Linked DNA regions of Homo sapiens: all the other regions are linked to region 1. Evidence: chromatin contacts called from ENCODE Hi-C or POLR2A ChIA-PET data. All regions are on one chromosome and are shown on one strand. The core of a region is the stretch at or near the end of the contact, and the rest is flanking DNA. Distances in the headings are between cores, read along the strand shown.

Region 1 (7,681 bases), core at 4,836-7,335:
GTGGTGAGCCGAGACTGTGCCATTACACTCCAGCCTGGGCGACAAGAACGAAACTCTGTCTCAAAAAAAAAAGTGTGTGTATATATATATATATATATATATATATATATATATGCATACACACACATACACACACACACACAAACATCTTTTCGGCACAGTATTAATGGTGTACTAATAGTAACATTAAGCTACTAAAAACTCAAGAGGTAAAACTATGCAGCCATAAAAAAAGAGCAAAATTCTGCTTCATGATAGTTAATCTACAAAGAATAAGAAAAAATAATCAAAACTGCAGTCACATCTCTGAGCAGAAGTTAGAAAAGATCAGAACACCAGAACTGCACAAGGTCTGTTTATTCACCTGGACGGTGAGCCCATGACTTTAAAGTCTTATCATTTAAACTTAGCATAAAACAATTTATTCCAAGAATTATCTACGATTTTTTCAGGTCATATCACCCAATTCACTCATTTTTCAACCAAGAAAATCAAAATCTCACATTCAAATCATGGAATAAAATTCTTAAATACTTACCCAAACTGGAATGATAACCCAGCAAGATTTTATAAAGATGAACCCTGTGCTCAGTAGGTTAAATAGGTTCCCAAGCTTGGGGGCCACTCTCAAGGTGGAGATACAGCCCAAGGTGGTTCATTCCTAGGGAATGAGTGAAGGCAAGCTTGGGGGCCACTCTCAAGGTGGAGATACAGCCCAAGGTGGTTCATTCCTAGGGAATGAGTGAAGGAAGCCTGAGCAATTGGAAATTTAATTCTGGGAGCTCCACACACCCTATTTATCCCCTGCTCACAGTGAGGAAATGCTTTCTTCTCCAGGGTCTCAATTCTCACCAGTGACCACTCTCCCAGAGTCAGGTGAAGGCTCTGATCTGTGAGTCCTTTTTCTGATACCAAATGTGTGGACTTTGCTGAACACCAACCAATTCTCCAACACCTACTAATTGTCCAACAATTAAATTCCAACACCACTCAGAGTCAACACATACCCCATAAGCTCACAGATCAGTTCCACAACACTGCCCACATTGCACATGCCAGTTGCAAGCCTGAGGGGCCCATCTATCCTTCTGACCAATTGCTCATAAGTCAGAGGTTCCCATCACCCCTTCCTCAGGTTTGATAACGTGAAAAACAACTATGCCCAGAACTCAGCAAAAACAATTTACTGATGTTTACCAGTGTATTATACAAGATGTGACTCAGGAACAACTCAATGGAAGAGTTGTAGAGGACACGGGAACATAGCAGGGGAAGATGGGGTGAGTAGGTAATCCTGTTAAATATATGCAAGTTAAAAAACAAACAACAAAAACATTCTTTGTGTTCTCCAGGAACAGCTTGGTGAAAACAAACACCTTCTCATTATGACTTAGATGATGCTTCCTTTACGTACAATAAAGCCAGAAACAGACAGCGTAATTTTTTTTTCGCCTCTTAACTAATTAGCTGACCAAATTTGTCTTCAGTGGTCAGAACAAAATACTTGCTAACCAAATTTTACTTAAGTTTCCCTCCTTCCCTCAGGCCCCTGAACTCTGATATACCCTCAGCCTGAGCCAACATACAACCCCTCTTTATGCCTCTCCTGTGAACAGGCTGACCTCAGGGTGAAATGTTCTCTGATCTAGAATCCATCCGGCCCTCTTCCTCTCCTCTTTTTTCTAATCTAGTTTGCTCCTTCCTATGAAAGAAAGCCCTTTTCTGCCTAACCTTTAACATGCTTGCCACTGTTATACCCAGTGTTTTTCCTCATTGCAATACTTCAGAATAAACTCCCTTCTTACATAATTCTGAATTTACTTTATTGCAGCAGTTCCCCACCTTTTTGGCATCAGGGATCAGTTTCATAGAACACAGATTTTCCATGGATGGTGGGGATAGTTTTGGGACCACACTGTTCTACCTCAGATCATCAGGCATTAGATTCTCATAAGGAGCACACAACCTAGATCCCTCCCATGCACAGTTCACAGTAGGGTTCGTGCTCCTCTGAGATTCTAAAGCCACCACTGATCTGACAGGAGAAGGAGCTCAGGTGGTAATGTTCACTCACCTGCTGCTCACCTCCTGCTGCATGGCCTGGATCCTAACAGGCCACCGACAGGTACTGCTCCATGGCCCAGGGGTTGGGGACCCCTGCTTTATTGAATAATGTCTAGAAAGAATGCCAGGACAATGAAAATTACACCCTTAAAAAGGGGATCTCATCCTTTCAATCCAGGCCCAACCACATCCACCTGTGAACACCAGATTTCCAGAACTCTGTAGCTTCTCTCAATATAAAGAGCTCCTTTCATGGCTGAGGTGAGCAGGCTGGGACATCTGTAAAGGGAGGCTCCCAAGGAAGAACTGAGTGAGGCACTTACGTTTAATACCTCAACTGGAAAAGCCAAAGTATCTATCCCTATCATATAATAAATATGTCATTTATTTATTATTTCCATGATAACAAATCATCTCCAGGAGTTGCCAAGTCCTATCCCATAAAACTTAGCATTAAACTCCAATGTCCAGATAACAGGATAAAAAACAGGGTTATCCACTGTTATAAATTCTCCACCCTGCAAAAAGGAGGCACTGATGTTTTGATAAATATTTATAATTCACCAATTTATCTACAACACTTGCTTGTGGAAATGTATTCATTTTTCTGCAGCCATAATGGAAAAGAGATTTTTCATATTTTTCCCTGGTAACATTTTGATATAGTTTGGCTGTGTCCCTACTCAAATCTCATCTTGAATTGTAACTCCCACAATTCCCACATGTGGCAGGAACGTGGTGGGAGGTAATTGAATCATGGGGGCAGGTCTTTCCCCTGCTGTTCTGGTGATAGCGAATACGTTTCATGAGATCTGATGGTTTTAAAAACTGGAGTTTCCCTGCACAAGCTCTCTCTCTCTCTGCCTGCAGCCATCCGCGTAAGACGTGACTTGCTCCTTGTTGCCTTCCGCATGATTGTCAGGCTTCCCCAGCCATGTGGAAATATAAGTCCTTTAAATCTCTTTCTCTTATAAATTGTCCAGCCTCAGGTATGTCTTTATCAGCAGCATGAAAACAAACTAATACACATTCCCAAAGCAAAGTCCTAGAATTCCATTTGAAATCTCCTTCAAAAAAGAACAGACTTGAGAAACTTACTACACTCACTCTTGGGAAGAAAAAGGTTAACAAGAATTTTTAACAAATGGAATATGAATAGATTTTTGCCCCCTTGAAATCCACCTCCTTCTTGTCTCTTTGGAAATATTTTTTTTTAATCTTTCAAGCTCTCTGAATAAAACATATTTTAAAGTTAATGAAAAACTGAAACTGAACTAAGTGAATAAATCTTTTCAAGGCAATAAACTCAGGGAGGGGTCATGCTGGCAGAACACAGACATCTCTGGGTCAAGAGTCAGGTCAGGTCACTGCATCACTTTGGAGATCCTCACAGGCCCATTCTCCTCACAGAAATACTCAATGACCACCCTCCCAGGAGACACTGTACTGTGCCCCACTGTGTGCTTGAATTTTTTTTTTTTTTTTGGGACGGAGTCTTGCTCTGTCACCCAGGCTGGAGTGCAGTGGCGTGATCTCAGCTCACTGCAAGCTCTGCCTCCTAGGTTCACGCCATTCTCCTGCCTCAGCCTCCTGAGTAGCTGGGACTACAGGCGCCCGCCACCATGCCCGGCTAATTTTTTGTATTTTTAGTAGAGATGGGGTTTCATCACATTAGCCAGGATGATCTCGATCTCCTGACCTCGTGATCCGCCCGCCTCGGCCTCCCAAAGTGTTGGGATTACAGGCGTGAGCCACCGCACCTGGCCTGTGTGCCTGAATTTCTAAGCCCTTTTCTGCCTAAACTTTAACATGCTTGCAGCTCTTATACCTGGTGTTTTTCCCCATTGCAATACTTTAGAATAAACTCTCTTTTTTTTTTTTTTCTTTTTCAAACTGAGTCTCCCTCTGTCACCCAGGCTGGAGTGCAGTGGCACCATCTCAGCTCACTGCAACCTCCACCTCCTGGCCTCAAGCGATTCTCCTGCCTCAGCCTCCTGAGTAGCTGGGATTACAGGCATGCACCACCAGACTGGGCTAATTTTTGTATTTTTAGTAGAGACAGTGTTTTGCCATACTGGCAAGGCTGGTCTCAAACTCCTGACCTCAAGTGATCTGCCTCCCTTGGCCTCCCAAAATGCTGGGATTACAGGCGTGGGCCACCACGCCCAGCCAACTCTCTTCTTACATAATTCTGATGATGGTGCTTTTCTGGTTCTTGCACCACCTCACTGGGGTGGGTATTCCTTGTCCTTTGAGATAGTTTTTCTCCTTTCCCAAGTCCGAGAAAATCCAGAGCGCAGGAATCATTTCTAGATTTTTCCCTTAATACCAGCATCTGACTGGCTGCCACCAACGTGTCTCCAAGGAATGATGAAAACTGGGGTTGGAGGAAGAAAATCCCAATGCACCAGGGATTTGTTTTTTAAACGAAGAGTATACTAGGAGACGTCTCTCAACTCCAGGGCACCCAGATGCTGCCTGGAGAGGCTCTACTTCCATATTTTAAACTGTCCTCTGTGAGGAGATGACCCAGGAGAAGGTATTCATTAGACACTCCAAGAGATCTGGCTGCTAAACAGAGGACCAAGAAAAGATATAAGGGTGGCTGAGGACATATCACCCTCTAAAGTTTCCAAAAGGGAACTTCACCCCAAAGATACTCTGGTAAGATGTGCACACTCAAAAAAGATAAAATTAGGAGATGCACAAAGACTTTTTTTTTCTACAATTAACTGTCAGGTGATTATTTTCTGCTTTCCACTCATGTGTAATGTTCAGAAATATTTTAAGAGTGAAAACAAATATTTTCAGAACGACTCACTACTCTGAAAAAAATAACACACTTCATCTGTATGAAATGTACAATAAAAGACAAATACTTGATAATGTTGCATTTGAATATAGGAAAAGAATTGGAAATTTAGGGTTTTACTACAAGCCCCAGAAGAGTTAGGCTGTGGGAACAGGGTCGTTGATGTGAGATCCTGTTGCCATACACTTAGAAATGTGGAGTGTTATGTGAAAATAATTAAACACAGGCACTAGGGAGACTGAGGTGGGGGGATCGCTTGAGCCCGAGTCCAAGACTCCATCATACACATGTACATACACACATGAATGAATAAACAACCAACCAAAACGTAACTCATGCTTGTCTTGTAAATTAATAACTTAAAGGGAAACAAAACAGCCTTAAACAACCACGAACCCACCAATTAACCTCTGGTTACATAACCAGGAGATATCTGGCTGCACAGTCTATATGGGGTGACTACATAACTGTACACGATCAATTATTTAATTGGGTTTGCTTCCTCGGGTTCCTTACAAAAAACCCTTTCCTTCCCCAAACCACAAACCACGCTGGTGGCTTCCTAACTCACGACTCTCTGCTCAAATAAACTCCTTAATATTTTAACGGCGCCTCAGTTTTCTTTCTAACAGGAGAAAGGAGGATTTGGAGACTTCACAGACCACAGCTCCTCCCACGCAGGAACCCCGAACCCCAAGTCGGGACTCTCCCCTGAGGACCCTCCCGTCGGCACCGCACGATCCGAGGGAGATGCGGGTCTACAGAGGCAGAGCTGCCCAGAAAGGGTTCCGGGCCTGGCCGAAGCGGCGGGGCAGGGACAAGCCAGGCGGCCCGGGGTCTGGCTGCGGGTCCAGCCCCGCATCCTGTGCCACTAAGGCCGCGAGGCGCCGGCGGAAACTCGGGTCGGCACCGCGGGGAGGTCCGGGTTCGCCACAACCGCTTCCTGGCGGTTCCCTTTTCCCCTTCCCGAGACACCTGGCCGGCACACTCACCATTTCCCAGTCTCCGGTGTCTGGGGTCCTCCCTAAGGACCTTCCGGGACCTGCAGGTCCCAGAGCAACAGAAGCTGCCGCGGGACCACTTGGACCTCCCAGGGATAAGGGGAAGGAGCAGCGGAGACGCACCGAGCTCGCCACATTCGCGCTGCCCAACACAAAAGCCGCGCCAGGTCCCGGAAGCTGCTCCCTCCTTTCGCGGCGCGCTTGAGAGTACAGTCCCCTTCCCAGCGCCCGATTGGACAGGGCCTTAGGCCCCGCCCCTTCAGTCCTGAGTGACGGGAGATGCAATCAGACACGGCGCTGAGTGAGGCCAGGTTCTTTCCCTGCAGTCCTTTTCTAAGGCATGGATTCTGCCCTGTGCTGAGACCTGGCGCCCCCCGGGGGACTTTCCCATTCAAGCTCATACACAGGATTATGTCCATTTATGAGTAATATTTGTGATATTTACAATTGGAAACACTATGATGACAATTATTCTAAAATTTCAGATTTCACAACCTTCCTGGCCTCTGGTCTTTTGAGGAGGCAGCCTGAATTTTTTTTTTTTTCTTGCTTCTAGTGGGATTAGAGGCAGCTTGAATTTTGAAAAGACAATGTCCTCTCAGGTAGCAACGCCCCATAGAAATAAAATGTGAGCCGCGTGTGTTCCAGTAGCAATAGAAAAGAAAACAACACGTGAAATTGATTACAATGATTTATTTAACCAAATATATCCAAAAATATTGTTTCAATATATGATCGATGTTAAGCTCGCGCCTAATTGAAGAGACTACCCAAACAGGTTAAGTGTGAGCAGCAAGGCTAGTTTACTCACTCGGGTGCGAGCGGGCTGAGTCCGAAAAGAGGGTCAGCGGAGGGTCGTGGGATTGGAGTTAGTTTTATAGGTGAGGGGTAAGCAGTGGAAAGTTACAGTCAGGGGCCGTTTATTACCGGCGGGGGAAGAATGTCACAAAGTACATTGTCACAAGAGGGAGGGGTCACAGTGTCACTAGGCTGATTGATCAGTTAGGGTAGTGCACGTCACAACGGTAAAATGCTGCAAGGTTGGCTAATCAGCTAAGACAGAAACTAGCCGTTTTTCTTCCTTTGTGGTTTTCCTGTTGTCCCAGACTTTCTGGCTCCAGGACCTTCTGGATGTACACGTGTGGGTCACAGGGATCACAATGGCTTGACCATGGCGCAGCCTGCTCAGACGGCCTTACAATCGATATATTATTAATGAAAAATCACTCTATATATTAAGCTTCCAGCATGTTTCAATTCAGCCTGCACATTTGGATACACGTGTCTGGTTTTACCACTTTATTTTAAGGTTGTTCGGGAATGTCTGCCTGTTCCTTTCATGTAACTGTTCATTATTTATTGATTACTATTTCTTAATTTCACTTATCTCAGTGAGAGTTGCCAAATAGTGGTTTTCTAATTATTTTCTCTACAGGTATTAGTTCTCATTCTTCTATTAAAAATGGCGTTTTCTCATGAACTCTCTCCATTACATTAAAACCTACCCTATTAGGAAAGGAAGAATAAAAGCTTGATTCTCCCTTTAATCAATTGTCATAACAATGACGGCGTGGCCTCAGCAAACAAAAAAAATGTGAGTGACTTTTTTCTAACCTTATTTTTTGTGTATTTAATGAGATTCCATACACTGCAGTCTGTATCTATTTTTTGAGCTCAAATTATCCCTTTTTTTTTTTTTTTTTTTTGAGACCGAGTCTCACTCTGTTGCCCAGGCTGGAGTGCAGTGTGGCATGATCTCGGCTCACTGCAACCTCTGCCCCCCGGATTCAAGCGATTCTCGTGC
Region 2 (7,364 bases), core at 947-3,446, 260 kb after region 1:
GAATGCCCAGAGAGAGTGAAAAGGCAGATGAAGGAGGAATTCTTTTTTCTTCTTGAGCTAGAGCACCCACCTTCTCCTGGTCTTAGACACTGGGGCTCCAGGTTCTTGCAGCTTCATACTCTGACAGTGGCCCCCCAGTTTCTTAGGCCTTCAGCCTCGGACCGAGAGTTACACCAATAGCTTCCCTGCTTCTCCAGCCTGCAGATTGCATATATGAGGCTTCTCAGTCTCTACAGTCATCCAAGCCAGTTTCCATAATGAATACCGTCTTCATTTATGTGTTTCAATCTGCATCCTGCTGGTTCTGTTTCTCTGAAGAACCCTAATACAGACGCCACCTGCCAGTTATTTGTGCTCCCACATGAAGTATTCTGAATTCCTCTCTATCTCCAAACATTCCAAGTACTTTCTCTAAGTCTTTTATTTTATTTATTTATTTCTCTGAGACAGGATCTCTGTTGCCTAGGCTGGAGTACAGCGGCACAGTCACCGCTCATTGTAGCCTCTACATCCTGGACTCAAGCAATCCTCCCACCTCAGCCTCTCAAGTAGCTGGGACTACAGGCATGTGCCACCATGCCCTGCTAAGTTTTTAAATTTTTTGTAGAGGTGAGGTCTCACTATGTTGCTCAGGTTGGTCTCGAACTCTTGGGCTCAAGGCATCCTCTCACCTCGGCCTCTCAAAGTCTTGGAATTACAGGTGTGAGCCACCATGCCAGGCCACTAAATCTTATAAGCATAGCATGATCTGTAGCAGGAATTCCTTAGCACTCTGTAGCTACCGTTTTTTTTAATTTTGCCAGTCTTCTTCCATCCCCGTTCCTTCAGGCCCAGTTCACTGCATGTGCAAATGGGGGTGGCAGGGAGGGTCTTGTAATGGGTAAAATTGTGTCCCCTAACATGGTTTATGTCCTAACTTTTGGTTCCTGAAAATGTGAACTTAATTTGGAAATAGAATATTTGCAGATGTAATCAAGTTAAGATGATACTGGATAAAGGTCATCATGAGTTAGAGTAGGCCCAACATCCAATGACAGGTGTCCCTATAAGGCCATGTGAGATGATAGAGACGGAGACTGGAGGGATGTGTACCAGGTCAGGAACACCACGGATTGGCTGTCACTCACCAGAGTCTAGGAGGAGGCAAGGAGGGGTCCATATTCCGAGCCTTCGGAGACAGCATGGCCCTGCAGATGCCTTGATTTCTGACTCTGTTGTTTCAGGCCACTCAGTTTATGGCAATCATGACAGCAGCCCTGGGAAACACAACAGAGGCTTGTTTCCTCTGACACCCACTGACTTGACTGACAGTCTTAGGAAACTTGCTGCCATCCTACTTTTCTGCTTGTTTTATAATGATTGTTACCAGACTGTTCACATTAAATGTCTTGTAAAGCTGAAACCCTGCACTGAGACTTGAAGCTTGTCACCTTCAGCTTTACCCACCAACACTTTTTTTTTTTTGAGATGGAGTCTAGCTCTGTCGCCCAGGTTGGAATGCAGTGGTGCGATCTAGGCTCACTGCAACCTCCACCTCCCGGGTTCACACCATTCTCCTGCCTCAGCCTCCCAAGTAGCTGGGACTACAGGTGCCTGCCACCACGCCCGGCTAATTTTTTGTATTTTTAGTAGAGACGGGGTTTCACCATGCTGGCCAGGCTGGTCTCAAACTCCTGACCTTGTGATCCGTCCACCTCAGCCTCCCAAAGTGCTGGGATTACAGGCGTGAGCCACCGTGCCTGGCCCACTTTTTCCTTTTTTTGAAACGAGGTCTTGCCACATTGCCCAGGCAATCTTGAACTCCTAGGCCCACGTGATTTTCCCAAGTAGCTGGGATTACAGGCACACACCCCATGACCTGCTTTTCCCCTGCCTTTTAGTTCCCACACCTCACTGGTTAAAATTGACAATGTCCTCCAACTCCGATCCATCAGCTCTTTTGAATTCTGGTTGCCTTTTGTTGAGTTGTCTCATGGAATATCGAGATAATTGCCAACAGATCTCAGTGCCTTTCTTTCTTTCCCTCTGAGTTAATTCAACTTGGCATTTACTGGGTATCAAATCAGACAGCAGCCTCACTCAAGCGTGAGCAAGTGGGGCTTATTCTGGATGACCTGGAAACCCCACGGGTGCAATCGGAAGATGAAATAAGTGAGACTGACAGTAATGCAACGAGGCGGGCGGCACCTCCCGGGGAGAGGAGCAAAATGCCTCCCTGGTGAGTCCCCCCTCCCACCAACAAGACAGCGTAGCAGCCGAGGGAATTGCCCTCTGAAGATCTGCTGAAAAATCAACTGACAAAATTCAGATGAATAGGAGAAAAGGCATACAGATTTGTTCGATCGTAGTTCTAATGACTCATAGTTCTAAATGACTCAGAGGCCTTCAGAATGAAGGCCCAGAGACACAGGGAAAACTGTCTATTTTTTTTTTTTTTTTTTTGAGATGGAGTCTCGCTCTGTCACCCAGGCTGGATTGCAATGGCACAATCTCAGCTCACTGCAACCTCTACCTCCTGGGTTCAAGCGATTCTCCTGCCTCAGCCTCCTGAGTAGCTGGGACTACAGGCACATGCCACCACACCCAGCTAATTTTTGTATTTTTAGTAGAGATGGGGGTCTCACCATGTTGGTCAGACTGGTCTTGAACTCCTGACCTGGTGATCGGCCCACCTCAGCCTCCCAAAGTGCTGGGATTACAGGCGAGAGCCACCGCACCCAGCGGAAAACTGTCTATTTTTATGCTGAGGTTCAACAAAGTGTAGATAGCAACGCAGAGAAATGATTGGGGAAAAGGGCATGATCTAAGGCTAACAGGCTGAGTGGGGAAAGCCAGCAGGGCATCTGCTTAGATTCTTCCTGGCTTTCCTGTGCAGCATGTCTTCTGGCTATGGGGCAGCCCCTCTACGGAATGGTGGGGGGGGTTCTTATGACCTACCATCAAAAAAGGTAGGTCAGATTATTTATTTATGGTCAGTTTTTATACAGAAGGTTGGGGGAAGTTAGATTAATATTTTTAGGTATAATGGCTGGCTTTAGGGAAAAGGGGGTTCTGGTTTCACTTTGGAGAAGAATTCTAGTTTCTATTGTTGGCCTCGGGAAAATGAGAGGCCAGAGACAGGAAGGCAGGAGAAGGTCAGAAAATTTGCTTCTGAGGCTGCTACTGAGGTTTTCATTTTGGGGTATCATCTTAACCCCAAGAACAAGAAGCTTCATTCCCTACAGAGGTGTTCACAGCCAGGAGGGGCAGCCTACAGGTGACTAGGGCACAGTGCATTTGGAGAAGAACTAGCAGGACAATCAGCAGGTCCACATTAGCTCTGGACTTCCCTGCCCTGTCATCAGCCAGGGGTGGCTCCAAGGGGGCATCTTTTAGGTTTTGTTTCAGGCTTATTGGGGATTCCCCAGCTTAAAAGAAAGAGGGAAGGGCATCCAGGAGACCTACACAAAGGTGGGGCCTGTTTTTTTTTTTTTTTTTTGAGACAGAGCCTCACTCTGTCGCCCAGGCTGGAGTGGAGTGGTGCGATCAGCTCATTGCAACCTCTGCCTCCCGGGTGCAAGCAACTCTCATTCCTCAGCCTCCCAAGTAGCTGGAATTACAGGCATGCACCACCATGCCCGGCTAATTTTTGTAATTTTAGTAGAGATGGGGTTTTGCCGTGTTGGCCAGGCTGGTCTCAGAAACTCCTGGCCTCAAGCAATCTGCCCACCTTGACCTCCCAAAGTGCTGAGATGACAGGCGCCAGCCACCGCGCCTGGCCAAGCCTCCTGAAAACACTATTTGGAGGGAACTGTGTGACAGACTTGGCAATAAGACCTGGAGGCCCCCCGGTACACCATGCTGAAGAATTTGGTTTTTACTCTGCAGGCTGGAGTTTATGATTTTTTGCCTGCATCCCCAAGAAAGGCACATGCTCTGATAATTCCTGCTGTATTCTGTTAGAAGAAGGCAGGACTAGGCCGGGTGTCATGGCTCCCACCTGTAATCCCAGCACTTTGGGAGGCATGTGGATCACCTGAGGTCAGGAGTTGGAAACCAGCCTGGCCAACATGGTGAAGCACCGTCTCTACTAAAAATACAGAAAATTAGTTGGGCGTGGTGTCAGAGGTCTGTAATCCCAGCGACTTGGGAGGCTGAGACAGGAGAATCCTTTGAACCTGGGAGACGGAGGTTGCAGTGAGCCGAGATCGCACCACTGTACTCCAGCCTGGGCAACAAGAGGGAAACTTTGTATCAAAAAAAAAAGAAAAAAAAAAAAGCAGGACTGCTATTGACAAAGATTTTCTCGACCAAACTCTACTCATGCTCCCTGAACTCTTCTCAAGCCCTGATTTTTGGGCTTCTGTGTTTATCTCTGCACATTGTCTAATCCTGCTAAGTCAGTTTAGCCAGAATCCTGCACCGTTGATACTGATCACCCTTGATATCTGATTGAGTTCCTCATCCTCCATCATGCCTCTGGTGATGTGGTATCTGATCACCGTGATATCTGATCAGGTTCCTTGTCCTCCATCATCCCCCGGGTAAAGTCTGATCACCATGGCCTGCCTTCAGCAAGAGTCCTGTTAGGTCCGTTCAGCCAGAATCCCCATGCCCATGGTGTTTCTTCTTAGTAATTTTCTGCTGACCCCCACCCTGCTCCTTGGCTATAAATTTCCACCTTTACTTGTGTTCAGAGTTGAGCCCAATCTCTCTTCCCCACTGTAAAACACTGCTGTGGTGGTCCCTATACTTATCTCCATTGGCCACCTGAATAAAGTCTGCCTAACTGTTCTTTAATCAGTAGTATCATCATTTTTTCATCAACACTGTCACATGTTATAATGGGTCTTTCAAGCAACAAAGTGGGCCAGGCATGGTGGCTCATGCCTGTAATCCCAGCACTTTGGGAGGCTAAGGTGGGCAGATCATTTGAGCCCAGGAGTTAAAGACCAGCAAAGGCACCATCTCTACAAAAAACAAATAATTAAGTAGGCATGGTGGCTCACACCTAGATTCCCAGCTACTTCAGATGATTTTTTTTTTTCTTGAGACAGAGTCTTGCTCCATCACCCAGGCTGGAGTGTAGTGGCACCATCTCGGCTCACTGCAACCTCTGCTTCCCGAGCTCAAGCAATTCTCCTGCCTCAGCCTCCTGAGTAGCTGGGACTACAGGTGTGCTCACCATGCCCGGCTAATTTTTGTATTTTTAGTAGAGATGGGATTTCACCAGGTTGGCCAGGCTAGTTTCGAACTCCTGACCTCAAGTGATTCGCCTGCCTCAGCCTCCCAAAGTACTGGGATTACAGACATGAGCCACTGCGTCTGGCCTTGAAAGGATTGTTTAAACTCAGGAAGTCAAGGCTGCAGTGAGCTATGATTACACCACTGCATCTAGCCTGGGCAATAGTGCAAAATCCTGTCTCTGAAAACAAACAAAAAAGACAACAAAGGTGTTAGTGAAAGGTTCTCATCAGGCTAAGGGCATCTTAACAGGTAGCAGGGTTCAGTTAGCCTATTTGAGAAGGACAAACTGTAGCCCCAAGGCCAGGAGAGAGGTGCAGGTCTGTGGTTCACTGGCCAAGTGACAAGAAAAGATGACGCCGCAGGTGGAAAAGTGCACACTTGACCTTGTGATGGTTATATCCTGTTCTTTAAAATATTGTACAACAGTAGCTTTGGGTTATAACTACAAGATGTATATAAAACATAAATGAGCCAGGTGTGGTGGCTCATGCCTATAATCCCAGCACTTTGGGAGGCTAAGGCAGGAGGATTGCTTGAGGCCAGGAGTTTGAGATCAGTCTGGGAAACATAGGGAGGCTGTATCAATAAACATTTTTAAAAAGGGTGCAATGGCACCTGGCTGAGCCCAAGTTTGAGACTGCGGCGAGCTATGACCCCACCACTGCACTCCAGCTGGGCCACAGAGCAAGACACTGGCTTTTCTTTTTTTAAAGAAAGAAAAATGAATTTTATGTTTAGGCTTGGTTCCCATCTTCAAGATATCTCATTATGTATTTGTAAATATTCCAAAATTTAAAAAAATCCAAAATCCAAAACGCCACTGCTCCCAAGCATTTCGGATAAGGGATACTCAACCTGTACCACAGACTGGGTGACATGAACAAACATTTATTTCTGGAGGCTTAGACGTCTAAAATCAAGGTGCTGGTATAATCAAATGGTGGAGATCCCCTCCCTGGTTCATAGAGGGCTATCTTTCTATGGTGGGGGTGGGTAGAGCTCTCTGGGGTCTCTTTTATAAGGGCACTAATTCCATTTATGGTGTTCCATCTTCATGACCTAATCACCTCCCAAAGCCCCACCTCCTAATGCCATCACAATGGAGGTTAAGATCTCCACATAGGAATCTAGGGGGACATAAACATTCATTCCAGTTATGTCCCCCCAGATTCATATGTTTGGACCGGGCGTGGTGGCTCACACCTGTAATCCCGGCATTTTGGGAGGCCTATGTGGGAGGATCAGTTGAGCTCATGAGTTCCAGACCAGCCTGGACAATATAGGGAGACCCCGTCTCTACAAAACAAAAATAAAAAATTTTATCCTGGCGTGGTGGTGTGGCATATGGTCCCAGCTACTTGGGAGGCTGAGGCATGAGAATCACTTGAACCTGGGAGGCAGAGGTTGCAGTGAGCTGAGACCGCACCACTCTATTCCAGCCTGGACAATAGAGCGAGACCGTGTCTCAAAAGACAAAAACAAAAAGTTACTTTGCATGCTCATTTATTGTGTGTTGAATTAGAATTTACTTCCATCCTTCGTGTCACTTTCAAAAACCTGTGTCTCACCATCATCAGTCTACTTAACATAATTTCTTCTAAAAGTCCCGCCCCCCCCCCCCCCCGCTCCTATGTAACTGCTCCTATCAGCAAATTCTGAGAATTCTGGGGACTCTGATAAGTCCTCAGAAATTATCCAGTATCGTATTATCTAATTGAGTTGAAACCAAGGCCAGGAAAGAGGAAGGACCTAAAGCGCTGGAAGAATTTCTGGGCCCCAACCACTCCCAGTTTCGGTCTCTTTCTACCAGGGACTGGTGCAAGACTGTCTAGAATTCCAGAGCCTTCTCGATGTTCGGGTCAGACCTCCATGCTCTCCAGCACCACTCCTCCCCAACCCTCTCCAGGGGTCCCCTGGCTTCGCACGGTTCCCCTCCCCGGCCCCCACCTCCCCATCCCCAGTAAGTGCAAGCAGCTTTCCGGGGCAGGCAGCTGCCCTACACCTGGTGCTTACAGGGAAGTGGAGAGGAGGGGCAGGCGGCTGGAGCGGGGGTCTCCAAGGTGGGCCTGGAGCCCGGCGGGCTCTGGGGCGCTGAGCTCATCTCGCCACGCCCTGCGCGCATCCGCGCAGAAATTTGG
Region 3 (7,167 bases), core at 2,729-5,228, 350 kb before region 1:
TACGCACCTGGAGGTATAGGCCTATAAACAGCCCCCCCCCAGGTGCACCTGTCTTTTATGGTTGAGACTGCAGGGGATGAAATAGACCCTAGTCTCCCATAGGGCTCCAAGGCTTATTAGGAAGAGGAAATTCCCGCCTAATAAATTTTGGTCAGACCAGTTGATCTCAAAACCCTGTCTCCTGATAAGATGTTATCAATGACAGTGGTGCCCGAAACTTCATTAGCAATTTTAATTTTGCCTCGGTCCTGTGGTCCTGTGATCTCGCCCTGCCTCCATTTGCCTTGTGATGTTCTATTACCTTGTAAAGTACTTGATGTCTGTGACCCACACCTATTCACACACTCCCTCCCCTTTTGAAAATCCCTAATAAAAACTTGCTTGTTTTTGCGGCTTGTGGGGCATCACAGAACCTACTGACATGTGATGTCTCCCCCAGACGCCTGGCTTTAAAATTTCTCTCTTTTGTACTCTGTCCCTTTATTTCTCAAGCTGGCCGACACTTAGGGAAAATAGAAAAGAACCTACGTGAATATCGGGGCAGGTTCCCCAATACTATTCACAATAGCAATTCTTGGAACCAAGCCAAATGTCCAACAATGTTAGACTGGATTAAGAAAATGTGGCATATATACACCATGGAATACTGTGCAGCCATAAAAAGATGATGAGTTCATGTGCTTTGTAGGGACACGGATGAAACTGGAAACCATCATTCTCAGCAAACTATCACAAGGACAAAAAACCAAACACCACGTGTTCTCACTCATAGGTGGGAATTGAACAATGAGAACACATGGACACAGGAAGGGGAACATCATACACCGGGGCCTGTTGTGGGGTGGGAGGAAGGGGGAGGGATAGCATTAGGAGATATACCTAATGTTAAATGATGAGTTAATGGGTGCAGCACACCAACATGGCACATGTATACATATGTAACTAACCTGCACGTTGTGCACATGTACCCTAAAACTTAAAGTATAATAAAAAAAAGATTTATCATGTATTCTTAACATTTTGTGTGCATATACATACATTGTTTTGTCTTAAATATACTCTTGTAATGTTAGGAAATTTGGAAGATTTTCCGTGTCACTATACACAGTTTTGTTTTGTTTTTTTTTTTTTAGAAACATAGCCTTGCTCTGTTGCCCAGGCTGCAGTGCAGTAGTGTGATCATGATTTACTGTAACCTCGAACTCCTGGGCTCAAGCAATCTTCCCACCTCAGCCTCCCAGGTAGCTAGGACTACAGATGCACATCACCACACCCAGCTAATTAAAAAAAAAAATTTTTTTTTTTTTTTTTTTTTTTTTTAAGAAATGGGGTCTTGCTACATTGCCTAGGCTGGTCTCAAACTTCTGGACTCAAGTGATCCTCCTGCCTTGGCTTCCCAAACTGCTGGGATTACAGGCGTGAGCCACTGTGCCCAGCCTACTTCATTCTTTTGTTTTTGTTGTTGTTGTGTGTTTTTTACCTAGAACCACCTGAATAGTCATTCTTCATTCTTTATAGCTGCACAGTTCCTATTGAATGAATAGGACACCATAATTTATTTAATAATTCCTCTGATAAAGGACATTTCAGTTATTTCTACTTTTTGTTATTACAAAGCAATGCTGCAATGACCATTATGTTAGTCCATTTTTGCGTTGCTTTAAAGGAATGCCTGAGGCTGGTTAATTTATAAAGAAAAAAGTTTATATTTTGGCTCATGGTTCTGCAGGAAGTACATCAAGTGTAGTGCCAGCATCTGCTTCTGGTGAGGCCTCAGGAAGCTTCCAATCGTGGCAGAAGGTGAAATGGAGCCAATGTATCACATGGTGAGAGAGAGACCAAGAGAGAGAAGGATGAGTGCTCTTTCAACTACCAGCTCTTGTATGAACTTATGCAGAGAGAACATACTCATTATCCTGGGGATGGCACCAAGCCATTCATGAGGGATCCACCCCCATGACCCAAACATCTCCCACCAGGCCCCACCTCCAATGCTGGGGATTACATTTCAACATGTGATTTGGGGGGGCCAAACATCCAAACCATAGCAAGCATGCTTCCCAAAAAACAAAATATATATATATATATATATATATATATATATATATATATATATATTCTGTTTTTTTAGGGTTTTTTGTTTTCTTTTGTTTTTATTTTCTTTTTAGAGACAATATCTCACTTTGTCACCCAGGCTGGAGTGTAGCTCACTATAACCTCCAACTCCTAGGTTCAAGCAATCCTCCTGCCTCAGCCTCCCAAGTAGCTGGGACTAAAAGTGCATGCCACTGTACCTGGCTCTGTAAGATTATTTTTTAGTGACTGTTTACTCCACTAGAATGTAAACTTCTTGAGGGCAGGGGCTTTATTTGTTGCCATATCCCCAGTACTTTATTCCTAGTGCCCAGTATATAGTTAAGTGTTTAATAAATACTTGAATGCTTACTACTTTACACCCACCAGATGGACAAGCATGAAGTCTGAGAATACCAAGTGCTGACAAGCACGTAAAGCAAGAGGATTCTTGTATCCCGCTGAGAGCGAAAATTAGTGCATGTGCTTTAAAGAGCAGTGAGATAACTCAAATATGGATATTCTAGCACCAACCATTTTCATTCCTGACACATATTCAATACACTTTCGCACAGGTGCTTTAGGAGAAAGGTACAAGAATTTTATTGTAGCATTCTTTGTATTATATTGCACAAAAGCACTATACAACATTGTACAAAAGCATTGTAGAATTTGGTGTATTTCTCTCTCTCTCCCTCTCTCCACACACGTATCACAGACATTTTTTTTTATTCTGAATCATTTGGGAATAAGTTCACGACATCATGACCAAATAAGAAAGCTGCAGGATTGACATTTACAAAATATTCAAAATATGCAAAACGGTACTATAATATTTATAAATACATACATATATAACAAGCAGAAAGATAGGAATAGGAATAATAAACACTAAATTCAGGCAAGTGGCCGTCTTGGGGACGCAAAAGGAAATGTGTTCAGGAATGAATACCTGGAAGCCTCGCTATCTGGAATATTTTTCTTAAGCTGTGTTGAGGGTACATATTTGTTATTGGCTGTACCTTTTTTGCAAGACATATATTTCAAAATTTTTAAAAGCATTCATTTATTCCTATTTTAATGAGAGTTTTTAAAAATCAGGAATGGGCTGGGTGCAGTGGCTCATGCGTGTAATCCCGACCCTTTGGGAGGCCGAGGTGGGTGGATCACCTGAGGTCAGGAGTTCGAGACCAGCCTGGCCAACAAGGTGAAAACCCATCTCTACTAAAAACACAAAAATTAGCAGGGCGTGGGGGCGCTCCCCTGTAATCCCAGCTACTCGGGAGGCTGAGGCAGAATCGCTTGAACCCAGGAGGCGAAGGTTGCAGTAAATCGAGATCGCGCCACTGCGCTGCAGCCTGGGCGACAGAGTGAGACTCCATCTCAAAAACAGAAAAGAGAAAAGAAAGGGAAAAAAGGGAAGAAAGAAAGGAAGAAAGCAAGCAAGCTCAAGGGTTCTCGGGGTGGGCCATCCCCGAGGCCATCCGCAGATTTTCTCGCACTCTTTGCTCCACCCCCACGTGCAACAAGGACAACCGGCTGCCGCCTCCAGCTTCCAGCAGGGCTAGAAGATGCGCTGCCCGGGGCGGCCAGAGCCCTGCAGAACAAACCGCCGCACGGAATTAGGGGCCGCCGTCCGCGCCTGCCAGGCTTGGAAGCGGACTCGCCCCCAGGGCCACCGCCCTAGGAAACCTCCCGTCGGAAGCCTCCCAAGCAAGCCGCTCACCCGCGGCTCCCGCGCGAGGCGGCGTGGGCGTGGGCGCGGCCCTGGCGCGGCGGCGCGCGCGGGGTGAAGGGAGCCCGGCGCGCTGGCTGCGGCGACGGCGGCCGTTGCTGCGCCGGGTACTGGGGTCGCTGCCTGAGGCGCAGGCGCCGTGGACTCCACCCGCCCCGGGGCCTGGGCTCGCTGTGGACTCGTCATGGCGACCGAGCAGAGGCCTTTCCACCTGGTGGTGTTCGGCGCGTCTGGCTTCACCGGCCAGTTCGTGACCGAGGAGGTGGCCCGGGAGCAGGTGGACCCGGAGCGGAGCTCCCGCCTGCCCTGGGCCGTGGCGGGCCGCTCCCGGGAGAAGCTGCAGCGGGTGCTGGAGAAGGCGGCCCTGAAGCTGGGTACAGCGGCGGGGCGGGACGGGGCTGCGCGGGCGGCTGGGCCGGGGACCCCGCATCGCCCCAAACGAGCGTTTCTCCCGCAGGGATGCGCCCTACGTGTCCCCGAGCCCTGCGTGAGGACAAGAAGAGGAGAGGGAGAGATGTTTCAAATACTGCCATAGCTTTGTCCCACCTCCTTAACTATATGTGTGTGTGCGCGTGCGTGTATAATATACACACACATTTTTTTTTCTTTCCTTCTCCTCTTTCCCGCTTTTTGCATTTCTGCCTCAGTTTGGGGAGCTCCCCTGGCGAAATGGTCAAGAACTTGAGTTGTCCCTCTCTCTGCTTCATCCTGCCCCGCAGCGGGGGCACCTGTTGAATCTGCGGGTTTCTAGATGTTTGGTCGGAGAGGAGAGGAGGGCTTTGGTCTCTTGGAGATCGGAGTCTCCCTTTGCCTCGTGTTTTGAGGACGGGAGAGCAAGCTTACGAGTTGTACTGACAGTGTCTTTGTGGCTATTCTGTTTTAGTTTCTTGTTTTGTGTGTAAGAATACTCCAGCAGTCTTCCTCTTCAGAGAATAAAAAGTGTGTATTTCTGGTTTAGACGCTTACGTATTCTCTAAGCATTCAGGTAGCATGTATTTATTGATAATCTAAGCATTCAGGTAGCATATATTTATTGATAATCTAAGCATTCAGGTAGCATATATTTATTGATTCTCTAAGCATTGAAGGAGCATATATTTATTGAGTGACGTTGTCCATGCTAAGACCTGTCCCGAGTCTGGGGTGCAGGATGGGACAGAGAGGAGACAGACACACGGATCCTGCTGCCTTCATGGCTGGGGAGACATCTGACTTACGACTCCGTAGCCTTTAAATTTGGCTATTAACTCCCGTAGATTTCCCTTATACAGACACCCATTAGAGTTCTGGAAATACTACATTCTTTCTGTTTAATCTACTTTCATACAATGCCCTGCTCGGAGTGCTTTTGTTCGTGGTTATGTACAGAAGACACCACGTAGGCTGGACTCTCCTACAGCTTTTGGTGCTGACACTACCAACACGTAATTCTGACCAAAGAGCTTTTTGGTCGTTATTTTTCCAACAGAAGTAATTTTACTATGAAAATATATGCTTCCATTTCTTTTTTCGGCTCAGCAAGATCGTACCGGTACAGCCTAGTCACTTATCATATATAATGCCCAAATCAAGTTTCATTGTGGGGGGATATACCTTCACCTATTGAAACCTGCATCACTTAGTTGAGCCAGTTAATTCCAATTATTTTCTTATGAGCCTGTGTGTGTTTATATAGCGTGTGCTTTTCACCTCAGAGTTCTAATTTTTTGTTTTTTGTTTGTTTGTTTGCCATTCTCCTGCCTCAGCCTCCTGAGTAGCTGGGACTAGAGGCGCCCGCCACCACGCCCTGCTAATTTTTTTAGTAGAGACGGGGTTTCACCGTGTTAGTGAGGATGGTCTCGATCTGCTGACCTCGTGATCCACCCTTCTCGGCTTTCCAAAGTGCTGGGATTACAGGCGTGAGCCACTGCACCCAGCCCTGATGGTTTTGATGTTAACAGTCAGTCCGAAACTCTCCATCACCTACAATTGGATCATAGTAATTGTTTAGTGGTTGATGAGAAACTTTATTTTTTTAAAGACAAGTTCTCATTCTGCCACCCAGGCTGGAGTACAGTGGCGTGATCACAGCTCACTGCAGCCTTGACCTCTGTGTCTAAGTGATTCTACCGCCTCAGCCTCCTGAGTAGCTGGTACTACAGGCTATGCCACCATGTCAGATAATTTTTTTTTTTTTTTTAGTAGAGACAAGGTCTTGCTATGTTGCCCAAGCTGGTCTGGAACTCCTGAGGTCAAGAGATCCTTGCACCTTGACCTTCCAAAGTGCTGAGCCACTGCCCCTGGCCAAGAAACTATTTTATGACATAAATTTCTTGTTGGAGAGGAAGTCTGGATAGTTATCTGCTCAGCATTTAAACTTGATTGTGAAATTGTCATGTTACACAGGGTTGTTATTTACACAACGCTTTGATTCGATTTTTTTTAAAAGGTCAGTTTTTTAGTAACTCTTAGTGTTAACTCAGTTTTCCTCATAATTTTTTCCTTTTGTATTACCTGATTAAAAACAGTTTTATCTTTTGTCTAAGCAGGAGAGCTAGCTTTCAGCATATCAGTGTATTTAGTAATTTGCTGTCACTGATTACTGTAAAAAGAAGATAAGGAAGATATAATCCTCTACTGGGATTTACTTTCCTTCATTTGTTTCTTATTTTAGGAAGACCAACACTGTCATCTGAAGTTGGAATCATCATCTGTGATATTGCTAATCCAGCCTCGCTTGATGAAATGGCTAAACAGGCAACAGTTGTCCTCAATTGCGTAGGACCAGTAAGTAATCAACCCTTCTTTGTATCAGAACAAACAATCCATTCATTTCTAGCAAAATATTCCAGAGGAACATAAGGACAGAGGACAGAATTGTTGGTTGAAGGCCTTAACCCCATATGGGGAGTTTTTTCTTCTTGCGAGGAGCAGCTGGAGATGACCAAAGTCTCCTGAGAGAGTGAGTGACAGGCTCTCCATGACGTTCTCCTTAGGGCATGTGTGCTGGCTTGTTGATTGGTTACATCTGTGATTGTCAGAATTTTCTTTCCTTTTTACTATATACCCCTTCGGTAAAAAATGTTTGAGTGTGTCTCCCTAGTATATTTTTTATTTATAAATTATATTCTTGTACTACTGGGTAAATATATTTTTTAAATGCACAAAAAGAAGACTAAAAAACGACTCATTTATTGAATAAATATTTATTGATGCTTACCACATGTGAAATGCACTATTGTAGGCACCTGGGACACAATGGTGAACAAAACAGAAAATCCCTCGTGGACATTACGTTCTTGGGGAAGACAGAAAAATAGGATTGTAATAGGAGGTAATGAAAAGTGCTTTGAAGAAAAGTGAAGCCAAGAAAGGAGAAA
Region 4 (7,176 bases), core at 3,254-5,753, 330 kb after region 1:
TGCTTGTTTTTGTTTTGGTTGTTGTTGTTTTAAGAGACAGGGTCTCTCTCTATCATCCAGGCTGGAGTGCCGTGGCACAATCACAGATCACTGTAGCCTGGAACTCCCAGGCTCAAGTGATCCTCCCACTTTGGTCTCCCACATAGCTGGGATGATAGGTGTGCACCAGGCTGGTCTCGAACTCCTGGCCTCAAGTGATCCTCCTGCCTCAGCCTCCCAAAGTGGTAGGATTAGAGGCATGAGCCACTGCTTTTATAACAGAACTATTCTTGTAATAATGAACCCATTCCCTGGATAATGACATTAATTCATTAATAAGCGCAGTGTCCTCGTGAGCTAATCACATCTTATGAGGCCCTCACCTTCCAACACCATTGCCTTGGTGATGAGGCTTCCAGCACATGACTTTGTGGGGGGCGCATTCAAACCAGAGCACCATGTCACATCATGAGAGCGCCATGTCACATCATGGAGTGCCACGCCACATCATAAGAGCACCGTGCCAAGTCATGAGAGCACCACGCCACGTCATGAGAGCGTCACGCCATGTCATGAGAGCACTGCGTCCCTTCATGGAGCGCCACACCACGTCATGAGAGCGCCACGTTACATCATGAGAGCGCCACGTTACATCATGAGAGTGCCACGTCACATCATGAGAGCGCCACGTGACATCATGAGAGCGCCACATCCCTTCATGGAGTGCCACACCACGTCATGAGAGCACCATGTCACGTCATGAGAGCGCCACGTCACATCATGAGAGCACTGTGTCACTTCATGGAGCACCGTGCCACATCATTAGAGCACCGCGTTACGTCATGAGAATGCCACACCACATCATGAGTGTGTCGCATCATGTCATGAGAGCACCACGTCACATCATGAGAGCACCATGTCACGTCATGAGAGCGCTGCGTCACGTCATGAGAGCGCCATGTCACATCATGAGAGCGCCACGTCACATCATGAGAGCGCCACGTCACATCATGAGAGCGCCATGTCACGTCATGAGAGCACCATGTCACATCATGAGAGCACCACGCTACATCATGAGAGCACCACGTCACATCATGAGAGTGCCACGTCACATCAAGTACTTATGGTTTACAGGGGTTAGGCTATGGGCATCTTTGGGAGCCGTTATTGTGCCTGCTTTGTGGTATACCGTCATCACTCAGTGTTCTCCATTATCTTTCTGTCTGCCATATGCCTTTCCTCTTTTTGTTTTCTTCTCTGACATTATCTTTAATATTTTCCGTGATGGTTCTTTTAAAAAAATTGGTCACTGTTCTTGAAATAATGGAATTTTTCCTGGAGTAGCGCTGTTTTGGAGAGTAGTTGGGAGAAGGCCTAGCAAATATCCCCAAGGAGTCTGTGGATATCATTCAGGGGAGATCTGTGAGTTTGGATGGGAAGAATGTTCTCTTCTTTATTTTCTCTAATGAATGTGAGTGACACAGCCCATTAGTATCAGTAGGTCCTATACATTTTTCACATTAGAAATTAGATACCTTCATATTGTTACAGTTTTGCTGAAACGTCAGTTGCTGTCACCACTACTTTCAAATTATGCCAGTTATTAGGCCCGCTGCTAGATATGATTAATTGGTGCATAAATATTACAAACTTTAAAAATGTTTTACCATTCTCTTTGTCATCTCTGTGTTTTATTTCATGCACTCGAAGTCCTTGTTCTGATAAAGGATGTATCCGCGTCACCAGTCATCAGAGTGACAGCGAGGTTCGGGCACTGGAACAGTGCCAGGCCGAGGCCTGGGGACGTGCTGGCAGGGCAGGCAGCGTGAGTCCTGCCTCCTGCTTTCATCCTGTGCTCTCTGCTCCTCTTTGTGGGGTGTGGTCCTCTCCAGACTAACAGGAAGTCTCCTTGACTCACACCAAAACCTACATGTCACAGATTTGGGGTGATTTCACTTGCACTTCTCAGTGACTGGTGTCAGCATGGCTGAGGCTGGTCTTGACCTGCAGTTTCTCCCACACTGGGAACAGACAACCATTTGCTCTGGCAGATGCTCGTCCGTGTTTCCTCCCCACTTCCTGCTGTTGCTCACAGTGTCCAAAGAGGTTTTGGGGTTTGCCCGTGGACTTGACCTTGTGGTTCCAAAGAGAGCGGGGCTCAGGGTTGATGACTCCACTAGTTTGTGCTTCAGCCCTGGGAAAACCTTGATTCTCTTTGCCACCCCCAAGGTCTACAGAGGGTCTCCCTCATCCTGGCCCTCCTCTTCCCAGTCCCAGGTGCCAAGCACCTGGGGGTCAGTCCCCCACTGAGTGGTGTCTTCATAGAAGTGGAGATTCCTTTTCTGTTTCTCTTTCTTGTTGTTCGTAGTTGATTTTAGAAATGACACGGGGGCTAGAGCTTTCCCCCTGCCCTCTTTATCAGGAACTCTTTTTAGCTTTTTCTGTAACTTTTTAACAAATTGCTGATGTTATTTGCAAAAAACAGATGATACAGAATTGTGTGAAGCAGAAACTTCTTCTCCCAACTCAGTCACCTCTTTTCAGGGTGACCTCGGAGGCAAAAGTGGTATGTATTTTCCATTCTTTTCTCTATGCTTATAAATATATTTCAAGAATTCAGTCCATTTATTATTTATATTGGTATATCTGGTAAAGCGAAATACAGTTTCTTACTTTTAATAATCATATTGTTGCACAACCAATCTCCAGAATGCTTTCATCTTGCAAAAGTGAAACTCTGTACTCATGAAGCACTCATTCCCCATTCCTCTCTCCCCAATCCCCCCACCCTCTGTTTTTTTTTGTCCCTGGTTCTATTTTTTGTTTCTGTGAATTTGGTTACTGTAGAAACTTCCTATACATAGAATCGTACAGTGTGTGTCCCTTGGTGACTGGCCTGTCGCACTCAGCAAATGTCCTCAGGGTTTGTCCATGTTGCAGTGTGTGTCAGAATTTCCTTTCTCTTTAGACTATTCCGTGGTGTGTGTATAGCCCTTGTTGTTTTTCCATTCATCTGTTGCGGGAGACTGGGGTTGTCTCTACCTTTTGGCTCTTGGGCATAGCCACCTGTTATGGACAAGGAGCACTAAAATCACCGTTTTTGTTTTTTTTTTTTTTTCCTGCAGATAACTGACTGCTCTCAAATGTCCCTTATCTCTGATGAAGGAACTTGATTGTTTATTTTTTGATTATTTATTTGTTTAAAGGCAAGGTTGAAAGTCAGGTGCTGTGAATTCCAATTCCTCGAGTTTCCGGTGGGCGATATAAATGAGAGGTGTGGACGGAAAGTAGGAGGTAGTAGGGAGTGGTGAGGACTGTGGAAAACCTGAGTCCATGCTCAGTGGGGGCAGCCTGCACAAGCTCCTGGTGCCACGTTTGTTGAAGGGATGGTGGTTGACTTAGTTCTAGAATTCTAAGTTTTAAACAGAAACCTGAAATCTGACTAGTTTATGTAAAAGCCCTGATTTTACATCTTGGCAACAAACTTAGAAATGTAAGTATACTGTGAGACTGAGATTTTGTGTCTATACCTCACAATAAAGATGAATCAACTAAAAATGTATTCAAAAGAAGACAATATTTTTTAAAAGCACCGAAAATTGTGAAAAAGAAAAAAATGTAGGTGGGATTGAATTTATTCCCTCATATATGAAACTGTTTATATTTCAGCAATGAAATAAAATATAAGTGACTCAGTCACTGGTTTTTAGTCAAGCCATGTATGCCTCACAAAAATCATACTATTGGCTGGGCGTGGTGGCTCGCGCCTGTAATCCCAGCACTTTGGGAGGCCGAGGTGCGTGGATCACCTGAGGTCAGGAGTTGGAGACCAGCCTGACCAATATGGTGAAACCCCATCTCTACTAAAAATACAAAAATTAGCCGGGCGTGGTGGTGGGTGCCTGTAGTCCCAGCTACTCGGGAGGCTGAGGCAGGAGAATTGCTTGAATGCGGGAGGCAGAAATTACAGTGAGCCGAGATTGCGCCACTGCACTCCAGCATGGGCAATAGAGTGGACTCCGTCTCAAGTAAACAAACAAACAAATGAACAAAAAACAAAATCATACTATCTATTACTTTTGTAATGAAGAATACTTACCTGTTTTCCTTCTCTTTGTGAGTTTGCAATAAAGTCCTCTCGATTTGCTTTAACTTGGCATGTGTCTTTCAGAGATATTGGAGAGCACTGGGAGGCATTCCTTAAAGGTAGATGAGGCAAAGAACCAAGACAAGGGGCTCTGGCTCTAACACTCTTGGTGGGTTCTAGAGATCAGATTATGAACACAGGAAAAGGAGAAGATAAATGGGATGAAGAAGCCAATTCCAACATATTACATAGCATGCTTATATGAAGGACTTGGCTTTCGTAAAGTAAGAACTGACAGCTTTTTTCTTGATGGCCATCCACTTTTTAGTCTGTGTCTCAGAAAGTGTAGAGGTCGAGGAATCGGGGGCCCCTGGGACTCTTGGGTCATAGACACATTAGGAAAACCCACCTCAGCTGGGGAAGCTGACTCAGCGCCAGCACTCCAGGCCCCAGAGGAGCAGTCACCCCTGGAAAGAGGGAAGAGCAGCAGCAGCAACGGAAGGTCACGTCTCCTCACAAGAACTCACAAAGTCTCGCTAATGTTATGACTGTACTTTCTGAAACCCAATTTGTCTTTGTTCATACCTTTTCCCTTCCTGCTAGTCACATTTTTTCTGGTGAGAGAAAGTGAAATTGCCATTTTTAATATCAGCCAGTCACTTTCAGTTTGAAATGCAGTCTGTTTCTTGGTAACCTCAGATACTTTGGCACTCCCCACCTCCGATCTCTTCTGTTCTCTCTAGTAGGGGAGGATGTCTGGCTTCTGGGCTGATCTCTGCCTTTGCTGAGCACCCCTGAGATCATCCCACTTGGGCTTGTGTCTTAGTCCGTTTGTACTAACAAAACACCTGAGACTGGGTAATTTCTAAGGAGCAGAAATTTATTTCTTAGAGCTCTGGAGGCCGTGAGGTCCAGGATCAAGGCGCTGGCCTTGGTGCCCGGTGAGAAGTGCTCTCTGCTTCCAAGATGGTGCCTTGTTGCCATGTCCTCACATGGCCCATGGCAGATAGGCAAGAGAGAGCACCCCCTTGAACCCGGAGCCCTTTTACAAGTGTGTGAATCCCATTCATCACCCCACAAACTCAATCACCCCACAAACACCACACCCCTGAATACTATTGTATTGGGGGATTAAGTTCTTTTTAAATTTTTATTTATTTGCGTATTTTTATTTATTTATTTATTTGGAGACAGGATTTGGCTCTGTCACCCAGGCTGAAGTGCAGTGACACAATCTCAGTTCACTGCAAGCCTTGACTTCCTGGGTTCAGAAGATCCTCCCACCTCAGCCTCCCCAGTAGCTGGGGACCACAGGTGATTTCAACTTGAAATCATTCATGCAATTTTAGTTTGGAATTCAGTGCTGTGAGTTCCAGTCCACTTAAGTGAGCTTTGGGTATTTAATGGAAGCAATTATTTTTCTTAAATGTACAAGAGTAAATTATTATTATTTTTTTTTGCATGAATGATGTATGGAAAATCACCGCGTTTTACTTTTGTGAGTTGACTTATTTATTTGTGTTGATTTTGATATTCCCAAATCTGAAACAAAATTTTTTCAGAATGCATAATAACACACAGAGTATGGTGGTCTTTCATTGACAAGTTTTTATGTATGATTAGAGTATCTTTTCAAGATTCATAATCTGCATTTTTTTAATATAGGGTCTCACTCTGTCACCCAGGCTGGAGTGCAGTGGCACAGTCCTAGCTCACTGCAGCCTCAATTTCCTGGGCTCAAGCGATCCTCCCACCTCAGCGTCCTGAGTAGCTGGTACTACAGGCATGCACCACCACATCCGTCTATTTTTTAATTTTTTGTGGAGATGGGGTCTCACTATGTTGCCCAGGCTGCTCTTGGCCTCCTGGCTTCAAGTGATCCTCCTGCCTCAAACCTCCCAAAGCGTTGGGATTACAGGTGTGAGCCACTGAAACTGGCCTGACCTACAATTTGAATACTACTGTACAGTTTACATTTTGCTGTCAGGTATTATTTTATTTATTTTTTCCTCTCTACAATAATGTATTATAGATCAGGTCTTGTTTTATTTGAGCCTCACAGGAAAGCTGAGGTGAGGGTCGCAGGCAAGGAGTCGGACCACAGGAGTGGTCGCAGCATTCAGCGGAGAGTGAAGCAGCGAAGGCTGGAAACCTCATCTGCTTCTCGTGAACTTCCCACTGCCCCAAGTGACTGATGTCCTTACACAATTGCAGCCAGTTCGCCAGCTGCATGAGTGACAGTGGCATAATTGACGATTGCCAAAAACGGAAACAGCCCAACTGTCCTTTGCCTAGGGAATAGAAAACCAAATTGTGGCCTATCCAACCCATGAAATACTTAACTGCAGTAAAAAGGAATAAGCTACTGATCTGAATCTCACAGGCATCATATGAAGTGAGCGGACTCGCTCACCAAAGGCTGCACACTGTTTATGTGATGCTCTGGAAAAGGTAATGCTTTAGCAGGTGGAAGAAGTGGGGCTGCGGGTGGGGACAGAGGCTGACTATGTGGCAGCACAGTGGGTGGGGACAGAGGCTGCACAGGGAGCATGTGCAGCTGATGCAGGTGCTCTGTGTGGGCTGTGGTGGTGGGTAGCTATATGCTTGTGAGCACTCACAGGCCTGTGCATGAAAAAGGTGCGAATATTTATTTTATTGTACATATTTCAGGTGTATAACATGGCAGTTTGATATACATAGTGAAATGATTGCTGCAGTCAAGCAAATTAACATGAGTTAACATAGCCACCATCTCACATAATAATCTTTCTTGTGGGTGGTAAAAACATCTAAAATCTCTCTTAGCAAATTTCAGGTTTATAATATTTTTAACTATCGTTCCCACACTGTTTGTTAGATCTCTCGGCTTATTTATCCTACATAACCGAAATTTCGTACCCTTTGACCGTCATTTTATTTCCTCTACCCCGGTAACTCTCTGTTTCTATATATTCAACTATTTTTTTTTGAGACAGGATCTCGGTCTGTCACTCAGGCTGGAGTGCAGTGGTGTGATCTCGGCTCACTGCAGCCTCGACCTCCCAGACTCAAGCAATCCTCCCACCTCAGCCTCCCAGCCTCTCAAGTAGCTGGGGTGACATGTGCACACC

What was found. Hi-C counts contacts between places; a loop is a spot of excess contacts on that map. ChIA-PET counts read pairs that join two places held with the same protein, here RNA polymerase II (POLR2A). Pooled maps may share reads with other maps.
Region 2: a pooled map shows a loop between it and region 1 (6-fold over the local background). The contact joins the enhancer-like site here to the promoter of ZNF670 in region 1. A Hi-C loop is called at or near these places in 9 of 168 maps with a recorded cell type or tissue (CD4-positive, alpha-beta memory T cell, CD8-positive, alpha-beta T cell, PC-9 and 6 more), 23 of 37 single-sample maps with no recorded cell type and 27 of 50 pooled maps. POLR2A ChIA-PET finds 5 or more read pairs at or near these places in 6 of 52 experiments (K562, MCF 10A, WTC11 and 3 more).
Region 3: a loop to region 1 is called in a pooled map, with 5 times the contacts of the local background. The contact joins the promoter of SCCPDH here to the promoter of ZNF670 in region 1. A Hi-C loop is called at or near these places in 2 of 37 single-sample maps with no recorded cell type and 7 of 50 pooled maps. POLR2A ChIA-PET finds 5 or more read pairs at or near these places in 4 of 52 experiments (BJ, H1, K562 and 1 more).
Region 4: a map with no recorded cell type shows a loop between it and region 1 (10-fold over the local background). The contact joins the enhancer-like site here to the promoter of ZNF670 in region 1. A Hi-C loop is called at or near these places in 1 of 37 single-sample maps with no recorded cell type and 9 of 50 pooled maps.

What each region holds. Positions count from the first base shown.
Region 1 is chr1:247,072,726-247,080,406 of GRCh38, forward strand. ZNF670 (zinc finger protein 670) reads right to left here and starts at 6,086. Exons shown (of 4, transcript NM_033213.5): 1 at 5,869-6,086. The coding sequence starts at 5,871. ZNF670-ZNF695 (ZNF670-ZNF695 readthrough (NMD candidate)) reads right to left here and starts at 6,086. Exons shown (of 7, transcript NR_037894.2): 1 at 5,869-6,086. RefSeq lists silencers at 5,949-6,262, 6,051-6,120.
Region 2 is chr1:247,340,747-247,348,110 of GRCh38, forward strand. All of the region lies in intron 1 of ZNF496-DT (ZNF496 divergent transcript), which reads left to right. Among named protein-coding and RNA genes, the nearest start is that of ZNF496-DT, 12 kb to the left of the region's middle. Within about 2 kb of position 2,197, at least 4 of the 41 ENCODE cell types and tissues checked have a DNase peak (open chromatin) inside an H3K27ac peak, as active enhancers do.
Region 3 is chr1:246,720,431-246,727,597 of GRCh38, forward strand. SCCPDH (saccharopine dehydrogenase (putative)) reads left to right here and starts at 3,979. Exons shown (of 12, transcript NM_016002.3): 1 at 3,979-4,182; 2 at 6,462-6,574. The coding sequence starts at 3,993. RefSeq lists an enhancer at 3,413-3,572 and silencers at 3,783-3,912, 3,953-4,022, 4,123-4,332.
Region 4 is chr1:247,405,493-247,412,668 of GRCh38, forward strand. No RefSeq gene overlaps it. Among named protein-coding and RNA genes, the nearest start is that of NLRP3, 7.1 kb to the right of the region's middle. RefSeq lists enhancers at 4,865-4,914, 5,025-5,084. Within about 2 kb of position 4,504, at least 4 of the 41 ENCODE cell types and tissues checked have a DNase peak (open chromatin) inside an H3K27ac peak, as active enhancers do.